Regions from separate parts of the Homo sapiens genome. Here region 1 is linked to region 2. A link is a loop called in an ENCODE intact Hi-C map of the cell type or tissue named here. Cell type or tissue: chondrocyte. All regions are shown on one strand. Each heading gives the region's core, and the rest is flanking DNA. Links, peaks and the distances in the headings are about the cores only. Region 1 holds the start of TRI-AAT8-1 (tRNA-Ile (anticodon AAT) 8-1). Region 2 holds the start of TRS-AGA2-4 (tRNA-Ser (anticodon AGA) 2-4).

Region 1 (12,381 bases), core at 3,894-6,393, 170 kb after region 2:
GCCGACGCGGATGGATCATGAGGTCAGGAGATCGAGACCATCCTGGCTAACACGGTGAAACCCCCGTCTCTACTAAAAATACAAAAAGTTAGCCGGGCGTGGTGCGGGCGCCTATAGTCTCAGCTACTCGGGAGGCTGAGGCAGGAGAATGGCGTGAACCCTGGAGGCGGAGCTTGCAGTGAGCCGAGATCGCGCCACTGCACTGCAGGACTGGGAGAGTGGGAGAGAGAGCGAGACTCCGTCCCAAAAAAAAAAAAAAAAAAAAAAAGAGGAAGGTTGTGTTTGGCTTTGTCAATAACTAAATAGTATAAAGTTTTACATTACGTAGGAGGTAAGGTTTGTCGACTTCAACTATCTCATGTATTTTAATATAGTATATGCCAAATTATTATTCTTTTAATTATCCAAATAATGGCTATTTTCTGAATATAAATATTCTACACAATACAGGAAAAACAGCAAAAATATCTCCTCACCTGCAATGCCACTCCCTTTCTCAGAAATAATTACTATTCCTAGATTAGTGTGTTTAGCCTTATATTAGGTAGAATTTGCCAAAAAGAAATGTATATTCTCAAGTAAATATATGTGCATAATACTTCATTTTTCCTAAAACTCAATACTTCCGGCCAGGCGTGGTGGCTCACGCCTGTAATACCAGCACTTTGGGAGACGAGGCGGGCGGATCACCTGAGGTCGGGAGTTCGAGACCAGCCTGACCAACATGGAGAAACCCCATCTGTACTAAAAATACAAAAAAAAAAAAAAAAAAAAAAAATCTTGGCGTGGTACCGCATGTCTGTAATCTCAGCTACTTGGGAGGCTGAGGCAGGAGAATCGCTTGAACCCGGGAGGGGGAGGTTGCGGTGAGCCAAGATCGCGCCATTGCACTCCAGCCTGGGCAACAAGAGCAAAACTGTCTCAGAAAAACAAAAAAAAAAAAAAAAAGAAAAAAAAAAGAAAAGAAATTATCCCAGATGGTGGTGTCTGGTGGTGTCTTCAATTCTAGGAAGCATCCCATTTCAGCAGGAAGTTTTGAATCACAAAATCCCTATGCCCATCCAATTAATTTCCTAAGGAACCACATATGTTTTACTTTCTCTGAAATATAGCACCCAGAAGGGAAACTAGGAGGGTGTTCATGAAGGGCGATTTGAAAGCAACTGACAAAAAAAAAAAAAAAAAAAAAAAAAAAAAAAGAATAAAAAAAAAAACCAACTCATTCCTTATAGATGGCCGAAATAGCTCAATTGGGAGAGTGTTAGACTGAAGATCTTCTGCAGGTCTCTGGTTCAATTCCGGGTTTCGACAGCTGTTTCCGGACTCTTTTGTACATGTCGACTCTGCTAAATTAATGTTTGGCCGCGTTAACTGTGTAATACTGGCCCTCCACCAAATGTCAGCCATCTACCAATATGTAAGTCCATATTGACATTTAATTTATATGGTAAGGGAATACATGCATTTGCCTTTATAATGAAAAGGGCTCTTGTAAGTCATTTCACAAAACGCAGTTCCACGCCCATAAACATGAGCTCCTCCACAGGTTTTAGTAATTCGTTGAGGGGAAGAAAGCAATCTTATTCAGTACCTCATTCAGTGTGCACTTACATGTTTTTTTGCTTGTTTGTTTTTCAGATGGAGTCTCGCTCTGTCGCCCAGGTTGGAGTGCAGTGGCGTGATCTCGGCTCACTGCAACCTCCGTCTGTTGGGTTCAAGCAATTTTTTTGTATTTTTAGTAGAGACGGGGTTTCACCATGTTGGCTAGGATGGTCTCGGTCACCTGACCTCGTGATCCCCTCACCTCGGCCTCCCAAAGCGTTGGGATTACAGGCGTGAGCCACCATGCCCGGCCACACTTACATGTCATGATGTTATGAAACACATAAGAATCAGGGCATAAGCACTTTTTTTTTTTTTAAGACGGAGTATCGCCCAGGCTGGAGTAGCCCAGGCTGGAGTGCGGTGGCTTGATCTCGGCTTACTGCAAACTCCGCCTCCCGGATTCAAGCGATTCTCCTGCCTCAGCCTCCCGAGTAACTGGGATTACAGGGGCCCTCCGCCACACCAGGCTAATTTTTGTATTTTTTTAGTAGAGACGGGGTTTCGCCTTGTTGGCCAGGCTGGTCTCAAACTCCTGACCTTAGGTGATCTGCCCGCCTCGGCCTCCCAAGGTGCTGGGATTACCGGAGTGAGTCACGGCGCCTGGCCAAGCACTTTCAGTTCTATGCTTAACTCCCTGTGTTTCTACTTTCACTCAGAATTTGGTCTGTTAAATCCTTAAATTATTATCAGCACTTTGAATTTTTTTAGAAGCTTTGCTTGTTTTGTACAGCATTTTAGTTGTTTTCAGTTGCAGGGACAGTCCCAGTGCATAGCTAGTCATTTTTACTGTGCAGAGACGCAAGAGAGGACATATTAAAAATAACCTGAATTTTAGTAATACTAAGGCTATATGTGATTACACACACACACACACACACACACACACATATATGCGCATATATATATTCACATTGTAAAATAAATGAGCTGGGCACAGTGGCAGGTGCGGGAGCACAGTGGCCCCAGATACTTGGGAGGCTCAGGCGAGAGGATCACTTGGTTCTATAAATCAAGGCCAGCCTGGACAACACGGTGAGGTCATCCACATTTCTTTAAAAAAAAATTGTTAGTATTGATTCAGTATTTTTCCTGAGGCAGTCTTAGAAAATTAAAATAACCTAATCTGGAATATAACATAAATATTTTGAAATTATCTTACATGGTCAAGATCGGTGGCTCATGCCGGTAATCCCAACACTTTGGAAGGCTGAGGCGGCCGGATCACCTGAGGTCAGGAGTTCGATAGCGGCCTGGACAACATGGTGAAACCCCGTCTCTACTAAAAATACAAAAAATAGACGGGTGTGGTGGCGGGCGCCTGTAATCCCCGCTACTTGGGGAGGGCTGAGGCAGGAGAATCGCTTGAGCCCAGGAGGCGGAGGCTGCAGTGAGCCGAGATCGCTCCACTGCACTCCAGCCTGGGCGACAGAGACTCCGTCTCAAAAAAAAAAAAAAAAAAAAAAAAGAAAGAAAAAGAAAACAATACATATATCTTACAAGACACTTGTGACAGATGTTCCGCTGTGTTGCCTATAATGCAGGTGAAGATAGTAATGATATGCTTGATTATGCATAGATTATTTTAGGGAAGATAAGAAAGTAAGAAATTCGATAGTCTCTGAGGAGGATATGGGGATAGTTAGGATCTAGGATTAACGGAGATTTGATCCTCATTTTATATCATGTTTACGGTTAAGGAAGGACAGAAAACCTTGTATTGAACTCCTCTTTTTGTCTGGAATTACTGCTGGTAACGTTAACACATAGTATTTCATTTGAAGCAAAGTAAAGAATAATACGGTTTTTGGATCCGGGAAACACAATTGAAGGTGGGGGTGGGGTAGAAGAACAGATTTTAATCTTAGGTGTTACTAGCAAAAAATGTGATTTCTCTAGTCCCAGGTGCAGATTTTCTTCAATAGTATTTGGTTTTCGTTACAAAAGAAAGAGCAAGTACCCAGGCTGGTGCTGTTAGAGTCAGGACAGCATGAAGAGCTCTGCCTACCAACAAGCCTCAGGACAGAGTACAGGAATGTTAGAAGATTAGCTCCCATTTATCTGAAGGAGAAAAAAGGGTAATCCTTCCGGTGTTGATGTCATATATGACAAGTTCATTCCCTTGGTATGGCTTTACATGTGAACTTCGGAGGTATATAAACACCAGTCAGAATGTGCAAGAGGGATCCTCAAAAGCCAGAATGTAATTCCTTGCGACCGGTGAAGAGGATGTGTTACTGCAGGAACTGTATCAGAGAGTTTACTTTCAGGTGATTTTTGAGCAAGTAGAAGCCTCAGTTCTTGACACCTAGGATAAAACCTCTTGAGGACTAGAAGAATGAAAAACATCGAAGCTCCTGGTGGTACTTCGGTCTTTAACCGTTGAATACATTAAGAGTAACACTGGAATTCCAACACTTCCTCGCGCCAGCGTCAGTTTTAGAATCAACAAAATCGTTACTTGCTGATTCATTTAACTGCTAATATATTCGTTAAAAGTTTATTAGGCGTCAGTGATCTTGAAAGTTCCAAAAACACGAAGGAAACCCCAGGCACATGTAGAGAGATAGTTCCTGACGCTGCAGGAGGTTTCTTTCAACTTGTCTCCAGGTGATGAAACCAGTAGCCTGACCAAGGATGAAAGAGCGTATCTCACTTATTCTGGCCTCTCCAACTCGGGCTGAAATCCTTCGGTTCCCAAGTTAGAATTTGAGTGACACACAGCAAGTGCTGTTAAATGAGACTTAATACCTAGCGGGGTGCCACCACAACCTTGCCCTTCTGCAAACCTCTGTAGCCCTTTTCTACCACCCTCAAAAAACATACCAGATTTACTATGTAATTCCGGTACTGCTGGGCTACCTCAGTTTCCACCCCTGAATATCTTCGCCGATTACATCAGTGCTTATGTTTGTGACTTCAGAGACACTGAGAAGGCGCGGCTCTTTCCCTCAACCCCATTCGCCTTCCTTTCGGCGGCGTTGTCTTGAACCAACCTGAAAATAATAAGTCCTTAAGTTACAAGTCACTAAAGGGAAGTTTGCAACTTGCGATCCAGTACACTGACATGACTCTAAAAAGAGAAGGCTGCCGACTCTGGGCGTACTGCCTTTGAATTAGCCATACTCCGCAAGGAGCAGTGCCGTTCAAAAAAAAAAATTTGTTGTCTAACAACAACAAAAATAAAATAAAAAGAGGAGGTTCCCTTCACTCACCATTGAAAATCCTATTACAGCGCTTTTTCCACATCCTCTGTCAAAAATTTCTCCGTGAATTTTCTAGTCTGGCTCAGAGTTAAAATAGTTTGGACTTCCTTGCTAAAGTCTGTAAATATAGTCTCAAAGGTCTCTTGAAAGGAGTAAGAAAGAAAAAAGTTCTGTTTTATTTAGAAAAACAAAAATATCAACGAATTTATATATGGTTTCCTTTAAAACAGCAGCGCATTCGTGTGGCCGGTTAGCTCAGTCGGCTAGAGCGTGGTGCTAATAACGCCAAGGTCGCGGGTTCGATCCCCGTACGGGCCACTGGATGCCATAGTGGGGCCCTTCACTTACCTGAAGGGAGGCCTTTTAATTTAAGCCTGTCGAATCACAGGTGCTCCGAATCGAATCCCAGGTGCTCTGAATCCGAAATTAAGACGCCCTCTTATTCGTCAAGCGAGAAGGCTATTTACGTTCGTTTCCCTTTATTGTGAAAAATGAAAAGAACAGGCCGGGCACGGTGGCTCGAATCTGTAATCCCAGCACTTTGGGGGGCCGAGGCGGGGTGATCATTTGAGGTCGGGAATTGGAGACCAGCCTGACCAATATGGTGAAACCCCGTCTCTATTAAAAATACAAAATAAGCTGGGCTCATGCCTGTAATCCCAGCTACTAGGGAGGCTGAGGCAGGAGAATCACTTGAGCCCGGGAGGCGGAGGTTGCGGTGAGCTGAGGCCGTGCCATAGTACCCCAGCCTGGGCCTGGGCAACAAGAGCGAAACTCCGTCTCAAAACAAACAAAGAACAACAAAAAAGATGCAAGCATTAGGAAGAATGTACTGAAGAAAATTGGGTTGGAGTAGTGCGGCAGCTAGGTGGGTGTGTTTTAGGGAATGGGGAATTAAGAAGAGATATGACATTTGCCTGTTTAGTTTTTAGTGAAACGTTAGGAAGCAATATATACTTTTTTCTATTTTTTTCATTCTCAATATTGAAAGGGAGACAATATTATTTTGACGCTTTAAACGAGTTTCGATAGGGAAAGGAAAGCAGGCTCAGCGTGGCCAGTGACTTGGTGAGAGTGTGATACTAATAGCAGCAAGATACGAGGTTTTGTTCCTCGCAATGGCTGTGCTTCATTCTTTTTTTCTGATCCCAGGCAGTTTCCAAGGCAAATAAATGCCCACACCACGTGAGGCTGCCACTGGCTTTCACGGAAAATTTCTCCCCTTTAGCTTAAAGAGTATATAAGTGAATGCGGTGTTTTAAGAATCGCCAGTTCTCCGTTCAACTTGGCCACAGCCCAACACATTTGGACTACCAGGTTTGTGGTTTCATTCGTTTACCCGCAGTGCCCCTGACAGCGCATACTGGTAAGTGACTAAAGTAAACTCACCTGAGATGCAGAGCGAAGATCCAAGCTACACGTTCGGAAACCGAGCCACATATTAAGATGCTCTTTTGGTTTAGTTTGAGGAATTTTCCCCCGCTTGACTGTGGTTGCCTCCCAGCCTCTCTCTCCTCCACCATCTTCCTGGTCGCTGAGAAAGGAGGTCCTTCTGTTCAGACACCGCCCCAAAGCTGCCACCTTCCACACTCATCTTCTTCTGGGATATCTGTCTATCTGTCTGTCTGTCTGTCTGTCTATCTCTGTCCCTGCCGATTCTCCTGTCTTCTATTTCTCTAGGATCTCAGGGCGGAGGAAAAGTGGTGGGAACCTGGGAGGCAGAGAAGAGGCCCGTGGCGGGAGTGGTGGATTGGGGCGATGTTGAGGCTGAGGTGGGTCCACCGACTTCAGGGTTGAGCTCTGTGTAGGGGGCCCAGCTGATGCAAGGAGCAGCTTGCATCCTGCATCCCCACAGCCCTGCCTTTATGATTCAACGTTTCTTCAGATGTCCCCTTTCTTTTTGACAACAGTCATGCCCAGGGAAAGAGCTGTGCCTCAGAGACGCCAGGAATGTGGACTTCTCCCAATGGAAAAAAATACCGATGAAGAAGATATACGTGAAAAAACATTTTTTTAAAGCTTCTTTGATTTTTAAGCTTTCTAATGGTCTTTTTCTCCTTTCTCCTTTCTCCAGTTGAGAATGAGATGAAAGGTAGAAACAAAATCCTGTAAGTTGGCTCTTTCGACGCTTGTCTCTTTCACGTTCAAGTAACAGCACCACTCTGGAAAAGGACATTCACAGGATTGTTAATACGGCTTTGAAGAAGGAAAAAGTGAGAGCACAAGCGAGCCAGCCAGGAGTCGAACCTAGAATCTTCTGATCCGTAGTCAGACGCGTTATCCATTGCGCCACTGGCCCCTGCCTGTAACGCTGTCTTAACTGTTACTCTTTTCATAATTATATTGTATTATACTATTGGGGCCAGAAAAAAAAAAGATTGTTTCTTTATTTAGGTAGGGATTAAAACCCCAAACCACACTGATTCAAGGAAAGCATGTTTTCTTTTGTGGTTTGTTGGCATAATAGACATTCACATAAAGTGTCTTTATTGAAAATAATGACCATTTTTCATCTTTGAAACATTATATATGAGCTAAGATGAATGTCTTTCCTTCAAAGCAATATTGGTGTTTCTATCTTCTCTTTCATGTGTGTGCCTACTTTTTAGCTTTTTGTTACTTATTTTTCAGGCCAATCAGCTGCTTTTACCTGAATTTGATTTTTTTTTTTTTTTTTTTTTTTTTTGAGTCGGAGTTTCGCTCTTGTTGCCCAGGCTGGAGTGCAGCGGCGCGATCTCGGCTCACTGCAACCACCGCCTCCTGGGTTCAAGTGATTCTCATGCCTCAGCCTCCCAAGTAGCTGGGATTACAGGCATGTGCCTCCATGCACGGCTAATTTTGTATTTTTAGTAAAGACGGGGTTTCTCCGTGTTGGTCAGGCTGATCTCGAACTTCCTACTTCAGGTGACTCGCCCGCCTCGGCCTCCCGAAGTGCTGGGATTACAGGCGTGAGCCACCGTGTCTGGCCTGAATTTCATTTTTAATATACTTACATTGGGCACTAATGATGTATGTGGATCAGTAATGAGCAATATGTATTATTTTAAATTTAGATATTGCCAAAAGTAAAGTGCTTTGTAATACATTTCTGGAAGTATTAATCATAGTTTTTCCCTCTTCTCGTCCAAAAGGAAAAAACAAGTACCCACTCACTAGGGAGAAGTTTATTGTAAAATGGTATTACAACTCAAAGTAGCAGATGAAGACACTCAAATTTAACGAGGAGTCAAGAATTCGGGAAAGTACACATTTTTCAGAATCACATTTGACATAGAAACTTAGAAAAAGGAACTTTACTTGCATAGCTGTTCAAAGTAAGCAAAATAGTGGAAAATGAAGAAGTGCTTATAAGGAGACGAAGTTTCGTATGGGTTTAAGAAGGTGGTCAGAAGCCAAAATATATCCTCTTTGTGCCTCTGTTTCCTCGTTTATACAAAACGCTTTGAAGAGCAACTAATGCATATGACGGATTGTTATCATCCTAATTTTTTTGGCTCCCACCAGCTGTGAGATCAGGACAAATACAAAGTAAAGATTGCTGCCTGAGAATGCTTTAAGAAAGCTGTCATACTAGTAATCTAAAAGGGAAATTGTATTCCTAATATTTTCAACGTTGCACCTGTCTTGTATTTGCCATTATGATTAGATGTAAGACAACTAGTATCTTCTTTTTCTTTGAGACAGTCTCACTCTGTCTCCCAGGCTGGAGTGCAGTGGCGCGATCTCGGCTCACTGCAACCTTCGCCTCCCAGGTTCAAGCGATTCTTCTGCCTCAGGCTCCCAAGTAGCTGGGACTACAGGCGTGCGCCAGTAAGCCCGGCTAATTTTTCTGCATTTTTAGTAGAGACGGGGTTTCACCGTGTTGGTCAGGCTGGTCTCCAACCCCTGACCTCAAATGATCCGCCCGTTTCGGCCTCCCCAAGTGCGGGGATTGCAGAAGTGAGCCACCGCGCCCGGCCTTCAAATGTACATATTTCTTGATGTACATTTCCACAAGTGTGCGCGCGCTGTAAAAGCCACAGCGATAGCACTCACAACTTTCTATCCTAGTGAACTAATGAAAGCTAACTGATGAAAGTAGCAAATTGGAAATCTAACCAGAAAATGGCGACGCTGTGAGCAGGATTTGAACCTGCGCGGGGAACCCCCATTGGATTTCGAGTCCAACACCTTAACCACTCGGCCATCACAGCTCCGAGGACACTTTTTGTTTCAGAGGAAGTCGTGTTAGGCTCTTTGACTCTCTCGCTTTTTAATGTTCCCACGGCAGGTTAATGCTTCCGTGTTTGTATTTGTCACTTTTTATATATTTGTCTCTCTCTTTCAATAAGAAGTTCCTGGGAAACATAATAGTGTCTTAATCTTTACTTGTTATCTGACTCTCTATGCATCAGAAACTTATTTGGTGCTTAGTGGCTGCTTTTGTTGCTGGAACAAATCCCCGGAGACTCAGTTGTCTGTTCCCTATTCCTCCCTCCAGTTCATGAATTTTCTTCTCTCTTTACCCAGCACATGTTAGAGTCACGTTCTTGCTGCACTCTCAATTTCCCTGCCTCTCTCACTTTGTACTCCTTTGGCAAAGCCACAACCAGGGCAGCTAAACATGGCGGAAGAAAAACAATCAGTTGACAGACCTCACTTTAAATTCATGACAATGAATGTCAAGTAGGTGCTCAAGGCTACCAGGCAAATTGTACCATACGCGATTAGATTAGTCCACTCCCAATCCTCTTGTTCTAAGTCACTGTTTCAGCCGGATGCAGTGGTCCAAGCCTGTAATCCTAGCACTTTGGAGGCCGAGGCGGGGGGGGAGATCACCTGAGGTTAGGAGTTCGAGACCAGCCTGGCCAACATGGCGAAACCCCATCTCTACTAAAAAAAAAAAAAAAAAAAAGCCAGATGTGATGGCTCGCGCCTGTAATCCCAGCTACTCGGGAGGCTGAGGCAGGAGAATAACTTGAACCTGGGAGGCGGAGTTGCAGTGAGCTGAGATGGCGCCACTGCCCTCCAGCCTGGGTGACAGACAGTGAGACTCCGTCTCAAAAAAAAAAAAAATAAGTCACTATTTCATATCTCTCATGCCAATGCTCCAACACCTCCTCTCCCATCCTTGTGTTCAATTGATGACTTTACTTCCTACTTCACAATCAGAAGAGACCTTCCACGCACATCTATCACCACATTAATCCACCTACCAGCCTCTGAAGGACTGTCAGTGATCCTATAATGCCTTGACAAGGTCGCCGATTATCTCCACATGGCTAAAATCATTTCCCAGTCCTCACCTTACTTGGGATAGCTGCAGCTATTAATACATTCTCCTTCTTACAACACTTTCTTCAATTGACTTTAGGGTAACAATTTTCCTGGTTGTCTTCCACTTAGTAATAAGCATTTAAGATTCCTCCGTGTCTTTTCATGCTTTAATAACTCATTTATTTTTAGGGCTGAATAATATTCCATTGTCTGAGGTACCGTAGTATATTTATTCATTTACCTACTGAAAGACATATTGGTTACTTCCAACTTTTGGCAATTATGAATAAAGCTTCTATAAACATTTATGTGCAGGTTTTGTGTAGACATGTTTTCAGCTCCTTTGCATAGTTGCCAAGGGGTGTGATTGCTGGATCATATAATAAAAGTATGTCTAGTGTTGTAAGAAACCACCAAACTGTCTTCCAAAGTAGCTGTACCATTTTTCATTCCCACCAACAATGAATGAGAGTTTCTGTTGCTCCATAACCTCACCAGTGTAGGTGTGGTCAGTGTTCCAGATTTTGGCCATTCTAATAGGTGGGTAGTGAGTGGTATAATACAATTAAAACAATAATACATCTGTCTGTTTACATATAATGTGGAGCATCTTTTCTTATGCTCATTGGCCATCTGTATATCTTCTTTAGCAATATCTGTTAGGGTCTTTAGCCTATTTTTTTATTGGGTTGTGTTCCTGCTGTTTAGTTTTAAGAGTCCTTTGCATATTTTGAATAAGTTGTTCATTACATAAGCTTTTTGCAAATATTTTCTTTAATCTGTGTCTTCTCACTCTTCTGATATTATCTCTAGCAGAGTAGAATTTTAAATTTTAATGACGTTTATTACTTCTTTCATGGGACATATCTTTGATGTTTTATCTAAAATGTGATTGCTTAGTCATGTGTGGTGGAACACGCCTGTAGCCCCAGCTACTTGGGAGGCTGATGTGGAAGGATTGCTTGAGCCTGGGAGTCAGAGGTTGCAATGAGCCATAATCACATCACTGCACTAGGATGACAGAGTGAAACCTTGTCTTTAAAGAAAACAAAAAACCAGAGGTGACAATGACACTCTTTGGAACATTGCATAACTTTTGTACATTCTGGAGCACATAGATTTCTCTCGAATTGTATGATACGCATTTGTAGAAAATTTCTATTGAGTTGGATGATAAGCATTTATAGTAAACTATGAACTATAACTGTCTTTTCCTCCAAAACTGTGTATATGTGCATGTTTGTATGCACACAAGAAAAAAGGTTAATAAAGTAAAAATATCAATTAGTTATTCTCTAGAATAGTATCACATCATAATTATTATAGTTCTTTTCTGAAAGATTGTATATAAAAATAAGAATTATTCGAGTCGCCCAACAGAACATCTGTTTATATTTTTCTGCCAACTGGGACCCAAGCTAGGCTCCCGTGGGAGTCCTCCTTTTGACCTGCCCCTAGCGAGAGGAAGTACTGCCCACTCTCTGAGTGGGAGTCTTAGCTTTGTTGCTTTCTTGCTTTCTTTATGAGCAACTGTCTTAGGTTTTTTTTTTTTTTTTTGAAACGGAGTCTCTCGCTCTGTTGCCCAGGCTGGAGTGCAGTGGCGAGATCTCAGCTCACTGCAACCTCCACCTCCTGGGTTCAAGCAATTCCCCTGCCTCAGCCTCCGGAGTAGCTGGGACTACAGGCGCGTGCCACCTCGCCCAGCAAATTTTTTGTATTTTTAGTAGAGACGGGGTTTCACCATGTTAGCCAGGTTGGTCTCGATCTCCTGAACTCGTGATCCGCCCGCCTTGGCCTCCCAAAGTGCTGAGATTGCAGGCGTGAGCCACTGTGCCTGGCCTTTTGTAGGTCTTTTATCTTATTTCTTCTTCCATATGTTACTTCTGACAATCCTAAGATTATTAGAATCATTAGAATCCTCTCATGGGTGCCCATGTAGTTAATAAAAAAAACAAAATAGGTATGTGTCACTTTAATTATTTCTGATTTTAAAAATATCTTTTATTGATACTGAGGTAGTTTATGCTAATATTGGGCCTGATCCTTCATTAACATTTTCTAATTGAGTAATAAAATAAAATAAAATGTCATTGCCATATCCATGGTCATCTAGGTTTTCTCCTGTTATATTTTAGCTTAACAGTTTTGCATTTTATATTTAGAGCTATGATCCATTTTGAGTTAATATTTGTGAAGGGTGTGTCTGTGTCTAGGTTCACTGTTTTGCATGTGGAAGTTCAGTTGTTCAATTGTTTCCATTTGTTGAAAAGACTATCTTTGCTCTATTGTGTTGCCTTTGCTTCTTTGTCAAAGATTG
Region 2 (12,381 bases), core at 5,409-7,908:
ACTTGACTTGTCCAGATGCCTCGCTCATTCAAACCTCTACTGCCACTGGGTTCCCAGCGTGCCAGTGATCCCAACATTACTTCTTATTTGCCTAAAAATAAGCAATATTCTCTATGAGCAAAACGCAGGTTTTGGCGATGCTGCCTCATTTCCTGTCTTCGAACCCCCTGCCTCGAATTTCCCTCACGGAATTGCGCCCGGGAAGAAAACGAATGTTTATATTCATAAGGTGTCTCTCATCTTTGTGTTCACAAATATGTCTCACTTGGAGAAGTAGGGCTGGGCGCGGTGGCTTACGCCTCTAATCCCAGCACTTTGGGATGTCGAGGTGGGCGGATCGCTTGAGGCCAGTTCAAGACCAGCCTGGCCAACATGGCGAAACCCGTCTCCACTAAAAATACAAAACTTAGCCAGGCGTGGTGGCGCGCGCCTGTAATCCCAGCTACTCGGGAGGCTGAGGCAGGAGAATCGCTTGAACCCGGGAGGTGGAGGTTACAGTGAGCCAAGATTGCACCACTGCACTCCAGCCTGGGCAACATAGCGAGACTCTGTCTCAAAAAAAAAAAAAAAAAAAAAAAAAAAAAAAAAAAAAAGGTAGGTCAGCCCCCTCAATCCCTCAATTTGAATTTGTCTGCTATTTCCTCCGAGTTATATTCAGATTATTTTGGCAGCAATACCACAGAAGTGAAGCAAGGTCCTTTACCATTCTTCAAATCCAGTGGCACATGATGTTAATTCGTACTGATACTCGTATGTTAACTGTGATGAATTAAGATGATGTCTATTAAGTTTCTCCACTGTCAACTTACCTTTTGTATTACTCATTACGTGATTTATGCAGCTTACTTATTTTGCATTATATTTGGTTATTTTGAAAAGTATAAGTTAAAGGAAGAAGAAATTGAAGAAGTGCGTTGAATTCTGAATGTTAAATCAGCTTTTCTGTGAAGCCACCGTTGAAGTCTGTAATCAAGGAATACCCTTCTTGCATATAAAATAAATCTGAAATGTTAATCAACATTTTAATTTAATTTTTAATTATTACCATTATGTTATTTAAATGTTAGTGTTTAAAATGTAAAATATTGATATTGATATTATTGTGCAGCAGAGTTATGCACAATTATTTCTTCAGTCACTCTACCTCACATTTGAAATAATACATAGATGCTCACTTTCAGCTATAATTGAACATCATTTGTCTGTTTCTTCTTTTCTTTACTGACCATATCCAAAATGTGTATATGCATAAGTGGAAATTAAAATTAAAATATTCCATTCCCAATAGCAGCAAAAAATTTAAAGTTTGACAATAAATCTAACGGCCAGGCATAGTGGCTCACATCTGTAATCCCAGCACTTTGGGAGGCCGAGGGGTCGGATCACGAGGTCAGGAGTTCAAGACCAGTCTGACCAACATGGTGAATGAAATCCCGTCTCTACTAAAAATACAAAAATTAACCGGGTGTGATGGCATGCACCTGTAGTCCCAGCTACTCGGGAGGCTGAGGCAGGAGAATCACTTCAACCCAGGAGGTGGAGGTTGCAGTGAGCGGAGATCATGCCATTGCACTCCAGCCTGGGCGACAGGGCGAGACTCTGTCTCAAAAAATAATAATAATACAATAAAATAAAAATAAATCTAGCAAGATATGCAAGAAATCTACACTTAAAACTATAAAACGTTGCTGGTGGAAATTAAATGGAGGAAGTGGAGGAAAAATAACAAGTATGTCTTGTTAGACTCAATTTCATCAAGATGAAAACTATTTCCAAATTAATCAATAAGTTCAATGAATCCTAGTCAAGTTCTGAGCCTGTATTTTTTAAAGTTTAACTAGCAGTTTCAAAAATATATTTTAAAGGTAAAGCAAGTTTAGAAAAAAAGAAAATCTCTAGTTTACAGATTCAAAGAAAAGAAAAAATAGAAAAAAAACAAGAAAAGATTAAAGAAGATAGCAAAGTTGGAGGACTTATACAACATGTATATCATGACTTATTGCAAACCTACAATTAAGTGTTATTAATTATGTATGTAAATATTAACACATTTTTTAAATTTAAATTTTATTTTTAATTGATACCAAACATTATCTTCACTGCTATGGTATCAACTTGGCCAGGCTGAACTACATTCCCCAGAATTTCTTTTTCTGTGTGTCTCTGGTTAGGATGGTCCCCAAGAGATATTCTTGCAGAAGATTTGAGAAAGAAAGCTAAGTAGCAGTCATTTTGTAGCTCATGCTAACTCACCTGCTGACTTATCTTGTCACATGGCAGTATTTGTGCCTGCAACTACCCCACCTTCCTGTGGGTTCTCCTTCAACCTCTGTAATTTTTGAGCCAAATGTCTGTGTTTAGCTTCAAGCAAAGGACCCTGTCTTCTGTAGAATACTACAACACCAAGGAGAGGCAACAAGAGCTGACACAGATTTCAGTTCATCCTGTGGGGATCCAGTTCATGCTTGTGGGTTCCAGCTTGTTCTAATATTCCCCACTTTACCTCTTTCTTCCTTTCTTGATAACCTGCCCCACAGTCTTTATAACGCTGAAGCTTGAAGTGCATCCCAGTGGTTCTGCTTCTTTTATTGAATCTTGACTGCTACATATCAATGACTCAACTAAATGATCAAAAACTTGAATAAACATTTTATAAAAGAAGATATCCATGTAACTAATAACCAATTATTTTTCATGGACCTGTTGCAATTGTTGACTCTCACAATGTTAATTATGAATAAAATTAGGTGCAGTAAAGTGTATAGTCAAGAAAAGGATCATGGAGGAAGAGGATCAGTAAACACAACTCAAAGGAAAGGATGATATCCCACCAGGATTAAAGTGAAATTGGTCATTTTAAGACCAGTGCCAAAAGGACTCCTGTTTCTTCCCCATGGTAAAGTAATAGAAACCAGACTTACCCTACCACCTTAAACAACTGGAAAACTGTACAAAGTATATATAACAATTTTCTTCAGATAGACAATAGGCAGTGACTAATTTTGATACCTGGGAAAAGGGAAAAAATGAGAAAGAAATTGCCCTATTTACTGCCTATAATCAGATTAAGAGGAACATTTAATAATGATAAAGAGGTCAATGCACCAAGAAGCCGCCACAACAACCCTACATGTATGCACCTACAAATAGTGCTTCAAAATATGTGTAGCAAAACCTACTAAACTGCAAGGAGAAATAGAAAAATTACTCAAATATAGTTGGAAATTATATTTTTTATTATTTATTTATTTATTTATTTATTTTTTGAGACAGTCTTGCTCTGTACCCTGGCTGGAGCACAGTGGTGCCATCTCGGCTCACTGCAACCTCCGCCTCCCGGGTTCAAGTGATTCTCCTGCCTCAGCCTCCTGAGTAGCTGGGATTACAGGTGCCCACCACCACACCCAGCTAATTTTTGTATTTTTAGTAGAGACGGGATTTCACTATGTTGGTCAGGCTGGTCTCAAATTCCTGACCTCAGGTGATCCACCCCCCTTGGCCTCCCAAAGTGCTGGGATTACAGGCGTGAGCCACTGAGCCAGGCTAATAGTTGGAAATTTTAACACTTCTTTCTCAGTAATTGATAGAACAAGTAGTCTGAAAATTCAGTACGAATACAGAAGATTTGAACCACATTACCACAAATTTGACCTCATTAACATTTATATAACGCTTTTCTCAGCAATAACAGAAAACTTTCTTTTCAAGCGCTCATAGAATACTTACCAAGACAGACCTTATTTTGGACTAAAAAATAAGTCACAGTAAGCTTAAAAGGACTGAAATTACAGAAAGTATATTTTGTGACCACAACAGAATTAAACCAGAAATCAATTAACAGAAATTAAACAAAATAATCTAAAACCAAATAATATATCACAAGGGAAATTTAAATTATTTTGAACTAAATAAAAATGGTAACAAAATATAACAAAATGCAGCTAAAGCTTTTCATAGGAAAAAAGCTTTTATAGAAAAAAGAAAAAAAGCTTATTATGAAAAAAGTGGTCAGGTGCTGTGGCTCATGCTTGTAATCCCAGCACTTTGAGGGGCTGAGGCAGGAGGAGTGCTTGAGCCCAGGGATTTGAGACCAGCCTGGGCAGCATGGTGAGACCCCATCTCTACCAGAAGAACAGGAAAACAGGAAAGAAAGAAAGAAAGAGAGAGAGAGAGAGAAAGAAAGAAAGAAAGAGAAAGAAAGAGAAAGAAGGAAAGGAAGGAAGGAAGGGAAGGAAGGAGAGAGAAGGAAGGAAGGAAAGAAAGGAAGAAAAGAAAAGAGAAGGAGGGAAGGAGGGATGGAAAGAAGGGAGGGAGGGAGAGAGAGAGAAAGAAAGGTCGGAGGGAGGGAAGGAAGGGAGGGAGAGAGAGAAAGAAAGGTCAGAGGGAGGGAAGGAAGGGAGGGAGGGAGAGAGAGAGAGAAAGAGAGAGAGAAAGGGAGAGAGGAAGGAAGGAAGAGAGGGAGGGAGGGACAAGCCAGGTTGGTGGCTGGCGGGTGACTGCAGTCCCAGCTACTCAGGAGGCTGAGGTGGGAAGAATGCTTGAGCTGGAGAAGTGGAGGCTGCAGCAAGCAGAAATCGTGCCACTACACCCCAGCTGCTCCCCAGCCTGGGTGACAGAGCCAGACCCTTAAAAAAAAAAAAAGTGTCAATCAATCATCTATAGTTTCACCTTAACAAACGAGAAAAATAAGAGTAAATTAAATTCAAAGTAAGTGGAAGAGAACAAATATTAAAGAGCAAAAGAGAATGAAATAGAAAAACAATAGAGAAGATCAATGAAATCTAAAAACCAGTGCTTTGAAAAGATGAATAATATTGATAAATCTCCAGTCGGACTGCTCAGAAAATAAATGTAGCAGGAAAGAAACAGGGGACATTTACCTAGATTATACAAAAAATAAAAGAATATTTTGGATAATATGCCAATTAATTTGACAAATTAGATGAAATATATCAATTTCTCAAAAGGTAGAAACTACTAAAACCCACTCAAGAAATAATCTGAATTGTAATATAACTGTTAAAAATATAATTTATAATTAAAAACCTCTCTAAAAGAAAAATCCAGGCCTAGATGGCTTCATTGGTGGAGTCTACCAAACCTTTAAAGAGGAAATAATATCATGTGTACATAAACTTTTCCAGAAACTGGAAAAGTAGAGAACACTTTCCTACTCATTTTATGAATTGAATATTAGTTGATATCAAAACTTGGGAGGGATGAAGGGAAACAAAGAATATAAATGTATTTATTTCTACTGAACTGTACACTTAAAAATGGTAAAGATGGTAAATTAAACATATATATTTTACCTCAATAAAATAAGCTACCATAAAAAATAAAAAATGAAATAGCCCTACCTCAGCAAAAACAAAGTGAACAAACACCAGATCACAGTTTGAGAAAAAAAAAAATTACAAACCAATGTTCCTCATGAAAATAGGTGTAAATATTCTTAACAAATGTTAGCGAATTGAATCAGCAATTTTTAAAAAGGGTGATATGCTGCGACCAAGTGGGATTTATCCTTTGAATGCTGAGAGGACTGTGCCTTTCTTTTCTTAAAGGTGTCATTTTCCATCTCTATAAGGAAAGAGTAATTGATACAGAGTAAGATGCTTTGATTTCAATACTCAGTAGCCCTGTGAATGTACAAAGTTCTCTTATCCGGACATTTTTCTTATTGTAAAAGTGGGTGGCAGCACCTCATGGAACTGTTCTGAGAGTTACATGAGATCCTGAATGTGAAGGCATTTTCTAAAATGTGAAATTTAGAATAGTTAGATAGTAGCATTATTTTTACTGGTTCAATATCAATGCCATACCACTCCTTATTTCTTCAAACAGATAACAAGGTATTACAATCATCTTGTAGTCTTAAGGAAGAGTGGGAACACTTCAAGTAAAAATACAAATAAATACATATACTTTGCTTGAAAATTTGAAAGAGAGAAGAGCTAAAAGAAGAAAACGATGAGGAGCTATGATTCAACACCTCAGATAAATTAGTATTAACTTTTTTGTTTTTACACAACCAGTTTTTAAATGCGTAAGTATGCAATGGCATATTTTAGCCTGTTTTTCCATTTTTAATTTTCCAATTATATAATTAATGCAGTCTGTTTTTCCATTTTTAATTTTCCAATTATATAAATAATGCAGATTGTTTTTATGACAAATGTAAAGAATACAAAAGTAATCGAAATTGATATTTTAATCTCTCACTTACATTCCATTTTGCTCTTTTGTTAGATTGGTGAGCGTCCCTTCGGATGTTTTTAATGGACTTTAATTTGGGGGTTCATTCGATATAAATAGAACTATTTATGTTCGCTATTTTGTGGATTAAAGTTTACACACATTTCCAAGTAAAACGATAAGAATCTAATTCTTTAACAGCTGCATAGTACCCTGTGATAGGAATGCATCACACCATTCCCTTACTAGTTAGCATATTTACATGCTATATACAAACAATGCCACAGTGGACATCCTTGCATCGTAACTATGTAAATCATGTAAATCACCAGCTGTTTCTGCCCATTTTCCACTTTGATCAAAGTGCTGATTTCCCACAAGTTATGCAATCTTCCAAAGTGTCCAGGGCTATCGGAAGACAGGCTGTTCAAAGGCAATAGATAAGTGGGGGCCGTAAGTTAGGGTCTCAGTCCACTTGTTAATTAGCAAAGTTTAGTTCCAGTTGCAGAGACTCCACTGCCAGAGCTCAGACCACAGCCTACTTCCGGGCGCCGACGGGAGCTCGCTCACTGTTTACTAACGTGAAGTTTGTATTCTTTGTTTGGAACGCTGATGATGCTCATCCTCACGCGGGAGTACTCTCATTCCAGTGCTCTTGTCCAGGTGGCACAGGAGGTTGGCTTTTTTTGCTTTTTTTTTTTTAACCAAACTCTCGTTGTACCTGAAAGTTTGCGTTCAACTCACAAAGCCCATTTTCTTGTACCTAGATAGTAATTATCCTGATTTGCATTTTCTCATGTCTATACCGTGAAAAAAAACGTTGTGATTCTGTGTAGTCGTGGCCGAGTGGTTAAGGCGATGGACTAGAAATCCATTGGGGTCTCCCCGCGCAGGTTCGAATCCTGCCGACTACGAGTTCGAGGTTTTAGATAATTAACAACAGAAAATTTAGAAGAAAGAAATTTAAGCCAACTCACGTGTTGCGAACTGAATTTGTTTGGTACTTCCCCGATCCTGAAACCCCACAACAATGGAGGGTGGAAGTTACTGAATACCTACTATTTTCATAAGATTATGGGTACCTTAATTAGCAGATACCTAGTCATTTTCCCGTTAGCGGTACCTTTGTACGGTTCTTGGGGACGCCTCTCGTTTCCCTGCCTTCCAAACCCTCCTGAAGCCTATACCTGTTACAAGTCTTGATAGTGCTTTCCTCTTCATGGAAATTTAGTCCTAGTCAGAGGTCCAAGTCTTTGGTCAATTATCAGTTTCTGTGGAATCAATGGTTCAACTGCTTTGGTCACCCGGTCTCGCTGGTTGCAAATGACTAGAAACACTGTCAGAGATCTCGACACCACCACAATCGAAAGACCAGGCTGTCCTGACAGACCCCGTCGTTTTGGCTTAGGCGGCAGATTAAAGTGTAAATTCGCCAAGTATAATCAATTTAGTAGAATACAAACTTACAGACTTAAAAAAGTGGGCAAGAATACTTAAGTTTATTAGAGGTAGTCAAAACTCGCTGACGCAGAGTTCTTCCTCGTTAGTATAGTGGTGAGTATCCCCGCCTGTCACGCGGGAGACCGGGGTTCGATTCCCCGACGGGGAGAAAAGTTGCTTTTTGCATCTTCTGCCCACTGATGGCCCCTACCTGGCTCTGAGAGCAGAGCTGCGGTGGGACCCCTCTGCCATTCCTCCTTAACTGCCAATGGACCCTCTCGACTTTCCTCACTCCTAAGACCGCTGCTCTGATCAGAGAAACATTCCAGTCAATTCTGAAACCTCAAAGTCACAGTTACTTTAAGGCCCATAGGAGAATCTAGGTTTAAATGACACAAAATGTACTCATTAAAAGTTAACGAGAATACAGTTGTCTAGCATCTGCCTCTTATTTGCATGGTCAGAAAGCTCATGTAAATGTTCAAGTCCTCCATCCTTCTAGACATCAAATCTTGGAATGAAGATATCGACAAGGCCCAGCTGGGGGCTCGTGTATGCCCCAGCTGCAATGGCTGACCTGGGCAACTCCAAACTATAGAATCCACAAGATGTCGATCAAATGTATGAGGGAAGATGACAAAGTGGCCACAGACTTTTGAGGAGATTCCCAAGTTTCAGGAGCACATGAGGAATGTCAACACTGCTGCTTTCAACAATATCTGAAGCTTCAGGCAATGTGTTAGTGAATGTATGTCAGATTTAAAATAAAAATTGAGCTACCTGAAATGGGGGGGGGGTTACTTAAAAAGCCATAGCAATCAGGACAATGTGATACTTGCTCAGGGGGTGTAAATTGGCTCAATCACTTGCGAGAATGACTTAGCATTATATATTAAATCTTGAATGTATACATGTACTGTGACTCTGTAATTCCACCCATAAGTATATCTCTCCAACAAAAATATTTATTTATATTCACTGAAATACATGTACAAGAATATTCATGGCAGCACTAGTTATAATAGCCAAACTGGAAACAATACAAATGCCTCTGTGGAGGAATTGGACTTTAAGAAGTGCCTTGACATCAGGGGCTGATTTCAAAGAGTGGAGATAGTGGAAAGTTGCCTGTCAGAGCAAGAGCAAGGGCATTTAGGGGTTGCTAAGACAGAGGAAACTCAGAATAAAAGTGGGCAAGAGGGGTGAGAACATTCCTATATTTGGCACCCTGCTAGCTTCTCTTTTGTTCCATTCCTTCAATCTCCTGGCCTTTCTCCTCTCTTCCGTTTTCTTGTTTTTCCACATCTTTTCGTCTTCTCCCTCGACCTTTTCTTCCCAACTTTATTCTGTATGAGAACCAAAGTACTGAGTGTCTGAAGTTACACTGTTTCCTGAATCTACTGTAAAGCCCAGATAAGTGTTCTTGGTCTTTGAATGTGCTGGAGAAGATAGGAAGAATAGACTGGGGCCAGAGAACTTCACCTTGAATTTTTCTAAGCTGTAAGATGAAGACATTTAACAAAATCAATAGAATAAAAATAATAAGGGCTTGGCAGCCAGAGGCTAGCTTTAACATCCACTTCCTGTGGTTTAATAAACCTTTCCCATTCTTGGGCTCTCGAATTTTTAGGCCGAGAAGATACAGTGTGTGTGGTACTGTCTACAAACCAACGAATTTATATTGAAGCTACAATCACAATCATTGTTATTGCTGCAAAACAGGTAATGCCTTGTTGCTGTTGAATGACAGTCCCTAAACTTGGGCTAACAAAACACTTAATACACTATAGGCAAAATCTTCACACACCAGACAAGCAACTTAGACTTATCTACAGAGAAAACTCGATGGAGTCTGACTTCGATTCTCAGAGCTTGTAGGTGAGGAAAAGAGAATTGCCTTCCTCAAATCAGGATTAACGTTAGGTGGTGTTTACACCACAGCAATAGATTCTCTCTTACTCGAGACACGGTTGTCTCGGATGTTGGAGGAGGAGGAAAGTAATGGACTCAGAGAAAGAGGTAAACTACAACGCAGGGTTAATAATGATGATGACAGCTAGAATGCAGAGTTCAACGCAGTGTTACCAAAGGAGATGACACAATTGTAATCCAGGAGACTCAGTTGCCTTTGGGGTGCAATTAGAAGGAAACTATTTGGGAGAAGTCAGGCTAAAACCAAACCGTAGCCGACAGGATTCGAACCTGCGCGGGGAAACCCCAATGGATTTCAAGTCCATCGCCTTAACCACTCGGCCACGACTACGCACCTGTGTAGTGCTCTTGGTTTAAGCTTTTGAAGATGTGAGCAGTGTGCCATTCTTGGGTAGTATGGTAAGTAGATACTACAGTAAAAGATGTTTTGGTGCCTGGTTACTAAGTCTAGTAACAAAGAATTTTCTAGGTGCATTAAGAGCTTCCAGCTTTTAGATGAAATAAGTCATCCATACTGAATTGGAATTCAGTTGAGAAAAGTGGAGTTCAAAGGAGCATTCTGAGACAAGAGACTTGGATTTTCTCTCCCCCTAGAACTCCACTTGCTAGTCACGGTTGATGCACCTGTTCACAGGTATTTGTGAGAAACCAGCAGAAAGGGAGTTTGGAGCTGAGGGTCTGATCCTAGTAGCTTCACAGCCTCAAATGACAATAGCACAGGAAACCTGCTAGAGGAAATTTGAAGGAATTATGACCTTGGAGTCATTTGCTTTTGCTTTCAGTATTGAATACTAAACCAGAAATATCTTCAACAGCTTTGAACTGCTTTGTCCTTTCTCTGGCTTAAAGAATTCGTTGAAACCCAATTTGAGCAGGGGTGCAGGATGAGAAGGGGCAGGGAAGACCTAGCCCTCGTGGACCCTCTGAAGAAAAAGTTGATGGGAAGGTCTCCATCCTCTCAGGAAAACTCACTCCTTTTCACCTTCCCCAGGGAGGGAAGCAGGCAGTCCCAGGAGCCAGGGGAATATGGAGAAGCTTAGATAACATGTTTTCCAAAATTTTGCAGCTTGAGAACATTGTCTGTCCCTCCTAACGTAAAAGAGCTTGTGAATGCCACATTAAATCTAGCTATATTAATACCTTTTTACCCCCTAGGATTAAAGACTGTTGGTTCAGGAAAACACTGCAGAACCAGGCTTTTATTGTTTATTCTTTAATGGGGAATCTCAGGGATTACAGCTTTGAGTTCTGGGAATTGAAATGCTTGGCCAAAGTACCACCAAGTAGATTCAGACAGACTTTCAGATACAAACGAGAGAATCTCTTTTACACCTGAGACCCTCGAACTCTCTTGCAGATACAGTTTTCCCACATGCATTTTCGTTTAGGGCAGACAAAAAGGCAGTTGCTCCTGAAGTGAATTGCATTGTGTTGCCCAGAAAGATATGTTGAAATCCTAACCTGTGGTACCTGTGAGTGTGACCTATTTGAAAACAGTCTTCGCTGATTTAATCAAGTTAAGAGAAGATCATGCTGGATTCAGGTAGGCTCTAAATCCAGTAATCCAGTGACTGCTGTCCTTATAGGAAGTGAGAAATTTAGAGACACAGACACATAGTCACTAGTTCAAAAGCTATGTTGAGAGGGAGGCAGAGACTGGAGTGATGCAATTACAAACCAAGAATGCCAAGGATTTTCTTCAACCATCAGGAGCAAGGAAAGAGGTCTCAGATTTTCCCTCAGAGCACCTAGAAAACAACCAACCCGGCCAAAATCTTAAGAATAAATCTGTCTTTTTAAGTTACCCAGTTTATAGTAATTTGTTAGGGCAGTCTTAGGAAACTAATCAGCTCCCTTACCCATGTTCTTGGAACAAGATCCTTGCTGTTGCTGCCTTAGCACTTCTCCATTCCACCAGGAAGCTCGTGCAAATGGTGACTCACTTCTTTTTTTCTTTTTCCTTGAGATGGAGTCTTGCTCTGTCGCCAGGCTTGGAGTGCAGTGGCAGGACCTTGGCTCACTGCAACCTCCAACTCCCTGGTTCAAGAGATTCTCCTGCCTCAGCCTCTCGAGTAGCTGGGATTACAGGTATGCACCACCATGTCCAGCTATTTTTTTTTCTGTATTTTTAGTTTCATCATGTTGGCCAGATGGTCTTGAACTCCTGACCTTGTGATCTGCCTGCCTCGGCCTTCCAAAGTGCTGGGATAACAGGTGTGAGCCACCGCGCCCAGCTGACTCACTTCATTTTGAAGAAAACTCACTTAGCGAAACAATCCAAACTAAAAGAAATCATTTATGTTCAAAGACACTTAGGATATTTTGTTATAATAATGAAATAATTAAAATAACAAACATTTCCAACAATGGGAGGGAAGATGATTACATAATATAGGTTATATCTACCTGGAAAAATGCTACAAAGCCAATAAAAACGATGTTTTGCAACTCTTACTAGTGGATAACAAAAATAAATAAATAAATAACAGTATTTTCGAAAAGATTGTGATAGTTCAGGCAAGAAGCATGTGATATAATGTTAAATGAAAAGAGGAGAATTTTTTAAATGCATATATTGTATAACCTCAAGTAAAATTTTTGCATTATACGTATTTGGGAGGTGTGGGAGAATACACCAATGCATTACCATTTGTGTCTGGGTTGTAGGATCATAATGGGTTTTTTTCTTTGTTTTTCTACTATGTGAAGCAAACATCATTATTCAGGTTTAAAAACGAAGGGGCAGAAATAGTATTTTATTGCTGGAACAGGGAAAAGGTAGTCCCTAGACACAAGCACTTTGATGTTACT

Evidence for each region. A loop is a pair of places that touch in the nucleus more often than their neighbours do. Peaks named below come from ENCODE experiments on the same cell type or tissue, not always from the same donor. Only the 100,000 strongest peaks of a DNase experiment are listed, where the experiment ranks them.
Region 1: a loop joins it to region 2, with 1.9 times the contacts of the local background. A loop is called at or near these places in 9 of 110 quality-filtered maps.

The regions. Positions count from the first base shown.
Region 1 is chr6:27,663,531-27,675,911 of GRCh38, forward strand. TRI-AAT8-1 (tRNA-Ile (anticodon AAT) 8-1) reads left to right here and starts at 5,053; the gene lies at 5,053-5,126. It overlaps LOC124901292 (a long non-coding RNA gene), which reads right to left and starts at 5,043. Exons shown (of 2, transcript XR_007059535.1): 1 at 4,818-5,043; 2 at 3,442-4,598. It overlaps TRR-ACG2-4 (tRNA-Arg (anticodon ACG) 2-4), which reads right to left and starts at 7,107; the gene lies at 7,035-7,107. It overlaps TRS-CGA3-1 (tRNA-Ser (anticodon CGA) 3-1), which reads right to left and starts at 9,001; the gene lies at 8,920-9,001. RefSeq lists a cis regulatory region at 4,911-5,429 and silencers at 4,989-5,271, 5,018-5,207, 6,240-6,534, 6,368-6,417. In chondrocyte, for the core only: a CTCF peak has its summit at 5,074; no DNase peak of the experiment used is centred there.
Region 2 is chr6:27,496,009-27,508,389 of GRCh38, forward strand. It overlaps TRS-AGA2-4 (tRNA-Ser (anticodon AGA) 2-4), which reads left to right and starts at 7,031; the gene lies at 7,031-7,112. TRD-GTC2-7 (tRNA-Asp (anticodon GTC) 2-7) reads left to right here and starts at 7,736; the gene lies at 7,736-7,807. TRS-TGA4-1 (tRNA-Ser (anticodon TGA) 4-1) reads right to left here and starts at 9,901; the gene lies at 9,820-9,901. RefSeq lists enhancers at 222-722, 6,442-6,721, 6,902-6,951, 9,634-9,713 and silencers at 7,752-7,871, 9,824-10,255, 9,834-9,893. In chondrocyte, for the core only: no CTCF peak of the experiment used is centred there; no DNase peak of the experiment used is centred there.